Regions from separate parts of the Homo sapiens genome. Here region 2 is linked to region 1. The links are chromatin loops, found by intact Hi-C in ENCODE. Cell type or tissue: PC-3. All regions are shown on one strand.

Evidence for each region. A loop is a pair of places that touch in the nucleus more often than their neighbours do. Peaks named below come from ENCODE experiments on the same cell type or tissue, not always from the same donor. Only the 100,000 strongest peaks of a DNase experiment are listed, where the experiment ranks them.
Region 2: a loop joins it to region 1, with 3 times the contacts of the local background. A loop is called at or near these places in 1 of 110 quality-filtered maps.

What each region holds. Positions count from the first base shown.
Region 1 is chr5:143,920,385-143,922,884 of GRCh38, reverse strand. No RefSeq gene overlaps it. Among named protein-coding and RNA genes, the nearest start is that of HMHB1, 110 kb to the right of the region's middle. In PC-3, no CTCF peak of the experiment used is centred here; DNase peaks (open chromatin) are centred at 1,174 and 1,904; H3K4me3 peaks cover 285 bases; H3K27ac peaks cover 2,500 bases.
Region 2 is chr5:144,071,586-144,074,085 of GRCh38, reverse strand. No RefSeq gene overlaps it. Among named protein-coding and RNA genes, the nearest start is that of YIPF5, 98 kb to the left of the region's middle. In PC-3, no CTCF peak of the experiment used is centred here; a DNase peak (open chromatin) is centred at 1,375; H3K4me3 peaks cover 539 bases; H3K27ac peaks cover 1,586 bases.

The sequences.
Region 1 (2,500 bases):
GCCAATAAGGAAATTGAAACCTATTGGCCCTCAGTAGCTTAAAATGTATTTGTTGATTTTCCAGTTGTAGAAAAGAAAAGTGCAAAGTGACTCATTTAAAGAAGAATTAGAAAACAATAGAAAGGAAATCATGGTCTCTGCTTTAGTTTTATTTACATATTTATTTACTTACTGAGATAGGGTCTCACTCTGTCACTCAGGCTGGAGTGCAGTGGCGTGATCATAGCTCATTGAGGCTCAACCTCCTGGGCTCAAGCAATTCTTCCACCTCAGCCTCCTGAGTAGCTGGATCCACAGGCACACACCACCACACCCAGCTAATTTTTGTAATTCGTGTAGAGACAGGGTTTCGCCGTGTTGCCCAGGCCGGTGTTGAACCTGAGCTCAAGCAATTTTCTCACCTCAGCCTCCCTAAGTAGTAGGATTACAGGCTGCTTTAATTTTAACTAGCAACCCATATATTCAGGACTATAGAAGGAACTTACTATAAAGTGAAATAAAATATAGTCATATACAAGTAATATTTTTTAAACTTTGGAATGAGCATTTAATAATCCTGTGAAAGGAGAATTTTCTTTATTTTTTAAATGACAGAAAATTACAAAGCCATTGTTCTTCCTAATAAGTTCCTATTATGTTTTAGATTTATTTTAAGCTAGAGATAGAAAACTGTTCCTACCATGATGTCATGTTGTATTTATTTCTGGTCTCATCAATTGAGTCAATCAAGAGACACTCTCATGACACCTTCTTGCCAGAATGAACACTGTGAAGTAGGTTTAGAGCCCAGCCAGACAGATTTCGAATTGGTTGAGTGATGTAAACTTTCATGATGGATTAAATGGAGAAGGTGAGAACCAAAAAAGGAGTCCAATATGATCTTGAAGTTTTGAGTCTTGAAGTCTGGGAAAACAAGGGATCTTCATAAACACAGAAAGTCAGTAGGAGAAAGCAGCTGTTCTGGGAGACAGGAAAAAAAAAGTTCAGATTTAGATTTTTTTGAGATTTAAATTTAGAATTCAAGGGACTTCATAATGGAGAACATCTCACATGTATTTGGCATTACAGGCCTGGCCTTTGAAAGCCTGGGGGTAAAGATTTTGAAATCTTGTCCTCAAGGGATGGTAGAAAGAAATGTTGTCCAATTTCAACCCCATTTCTCATCTGAAAGATATTTGAAGGATGCCAGAAATTGAGAAAAGGCAGAGCTGATTCTACAGTGAGTCACTGGGATTCTGAAGAAATATGAGTGGCAGCTCCAGAATTTCTATATGAGGAGGAGGAGGCAATTTACAAGTGGAAGTCTGGTTGTAAGATGTAATAAGCTTGTTGTATATATGGCAGCTTACAACAGATTGAAAAAATAGATGTTTACTTTCAGAATACAGAAGGGAAATTGCAGAGATTATGAGAGAGTGCCTAAGAAGTTACCAGTGTCTTATGCATTGATTAGGTAGAAAAGATTAGGTAGAACTTTCAGACAGTTTGAACTCTCCAGGCTCTACTAGAATGATAATCCATTTCTGTATAAAAACATACAAAATCAGTAAGTTACTGAATAAAAGTGATCATAGCATAATTTGATGTTAGATAATCTATAAAATATATAATAAAGGCAGTTCAAGCAATTCAAAATTTATTTGAATTTTTCAGTTATGTTGACACTATTCCTAGTTGAGAAATAAAGTTGTGTTTATTTTAGTGAAAAGGTGACATACCTTGACCAGTGTTCCTTGGAGTCTCCACTCTTTACCAAGGACATTTAGCAAACATGGCAATAAAAACACATTTAGATCTGTGAGATTCAGTCAAAGCCCAGAAAAACTGTTCTAACCTGAACCACATGATCTCAGCACAATGCATGTCATTGACTTTCTCAGGCTATCCAGGATTTGAATATTGAGGAGGTGGTGAATATTGAATATTGTCCAGTGGTGACTCATACTGAGTAAGACTATATAGACTTTCTCTTTAACATGTTAGGTACCGGCTACAATAGTGACTTTCCACTGACTCTGACCTATAGCAGAAGTAGATTTCACATTGTGACCCAGAGCACATCCTGCAACCAAGGTTTTATGAACCAATTCTTAACTTCACCATATATACTACACTTTCATATTTTCTGTTCTTAATTTTGTTATCACTCTTTGATTTCATGACCCACAAGTAAATCATGACTCAAAGTTCGGAAAATATTAAGCGGCATGGTAGCGTTTTCCTATTTATGGTCATTTTCATTATCCTTTTTTGTTAATGTCTTATGTACTCAGCACTAACAGCCAACTCTGGTCCATAGTCTCAGCATATAAGAAACTATATTACCTTCACAACTATAATAATTCATCATACAAGTACCAAGTGGATATTAACTTGACAATAGTGGTCTTAGATTTATTTGCATTTAAAAAAATTTAAAGTGATATCCTTACTACAATGGAGTTAGGACAAAAGACTGGAAAACAGAGAAACCTGATGATATAGTGATTGCTAAAATATT
Region 2 (2,500 bases), 150 kb before region 1:
GGTTGATTAATCCTTGGCTCATGATGTCATCATTCCTTCCTTGTCTTGTGCCATCTTCAGCCTGTTAGCCTTGTCCTCCCCTAGTTCCTCGCCTGAGGTCTCAATATGACTGCCACCGTTTTAGCTATCCCATTGAAAATGTCCAGTAATGAACTCTTTCTTACAAACTTTTCAAATGAGAAAGAACCATCTCACAAAAAGCCCTTAGCTGACTTCTGCTGATGGCCACTGGCCTGACTCACATGCCAAGCTAAATCAATCACATGATTAACTTAAACCAATCAGGGCTCATTCTTCCCTGATGTAAATGACCCTATTGAAGAGGGTGTATAGCCACACAAAATTAGAATTTTAGTAGAGAGAAAGAAGTTTAAGGAGGAGAATAAATGTTATGTAGGCAACCAGCTGTACCTACACAAATGTGGATCAAATTGCCTTGTTAATATTTAAAAATTAATTAAACCATAGTGCTATCCTGATAGCTAGATACATATCTCATGTATAAAAAGAATATATATATTTATATATAAAATAAAAATTTAGAAATTATACAGTTTATTAAAATCTAACATAAAGCTGCTTTTAATTTTAAGTCTAGATGATAAGCAAAGCTATGCTACCTTTTGGGAAGTTCATTCTTACCAAATATTTTAATAACTCCATTTAACCAAGAAGGCATGTTCCTTTTTGGATTTTAAAAATCAAAACACACTTTCAGATGTCATAATTGTCCTCCTTTGACAGAATTAATCACAGTAATATGAAAATGTAGCCAGGCTGGGAAACACAATCAGCCATGTCCATTTATTTGTAACATGTTCTGCATCTTTAAACATGGCAGTGTATTCATATTAACAGAGGTACTTTTTCAAAAGAGGTGTCTCTTTTGATAGAGTTTTTCTTTCTCTAGTTTTACGTGGCAGCATCATAAATTTTTGATGATGATATCATTGTAAACTACATCATATATAAGGCCATAAAATAATCTAAAACGTTAATGAGTAGGGCTTAAAAGCTACTTGTGGAAAGGAAACAATCTTTACTTTTAACACCAGGAAACAGGATGCTACCCTGAGTGTGAAAGATTGAAATATATAATCCATCAAACCGTTGCCCTCTCCCTGAGGGCCCTTTAAGGGGAGAAATGATAAATGAAGACCTGAAATATCCAAAACATGATGGAACCTGAATATTTGATTTAGTTCCAGATGATAGAAGGGTATGATGAGTGAGTCATAAATTTGAGAAATTTGACTACTGGGTAAAGGAATTTTTGTTTAAATTTTTTACACACCCATGAATCATGCTCATGATAATGGCTTTTAGTGAATCCACATTGTTTATGCCATGTCTTTACCCACTTGGTCCACAGCAAAATAGCTATTCTACTTTGTTTCATGCTTCAGGAAACTTTTTCTCATTTCCAGCTTTTGACTCATTCTGCCTTCCCCCTCCCACTCCAAATGTGGAAGGAAAACAATGATTCTGATCTCTGGATTCAATAAAATTATGTGTAGGCTATGCATGCTCTGTGGTGCTATATAAATGTCATGAATTACAAGTGCAAACACTAGCTGGATTCTTTTCTCAGAGAAAATAATACGGGCAGGGAGGGATATGAAAAGCATTCTACTCTTTGAAAAGGGATCCACCAATGAATATTATTTTGAGGACAGACAGCACATCCTATACATCTGTATTTTTCCCTGGTAGTTCATTCAGCTTTACCTACACTAGCCACCCAGTATTGAATTTGAGATGGCAAAGAAGACACTCATTTTCCTCCCACTTCAATGAGAAATCCTGAAAGTGAACACAGATCCACTAGGCCAGGGGTCTGTAAAGGGTCTGATAGTAAATATTTTAGTCTTTGTGGGGCATATAGTTTCAGCCACAACTACTCCACACAGCCGAATATACTATGTAAACAAATGGATACGGCTATGTCACAATAAAAGTTTATTTATGAAAATGGGTGGCAAGCAAGGCTTGGCCTGAAAACTATAGTTCTCTACCTGATCTCTGCACTAAGCTGTAATATACCAGACCTTCCCTTGGAGATCCTGTCAGATGCCCCATCACAGTGACAGCCTACACAAAAAAGTGTTAGTGCAGGGCTCAGAATGGAAATCAGGCAATTTCAAAATCATGCAGGGAAATACTGGAGTGGGTAGTTGTCTGATATATGCATTAAAAAAAACTGTTTTTTCTGCTATCACACACCATTCAACACAGAATATTTCATCTCTGGTCACCAAAATGTGTGTTGGTTTTTCCCCACACACCGAGCAATTCTCCAGCAGACACAAATTATTATTATTGTTATTATTATTTTTCCTGCTTATGTAAAAATGTATATATACACACAAATATATATGTACACATGTAGTGAAAGAAAAAATAACTACAGGCATGATAGGCATCGACTTAAGGAGCGGGGATGGAAATGGCTGAGTGGAACATAGTTATACTCTTAATGTTCTAGTTCTTTTTAAAAAAA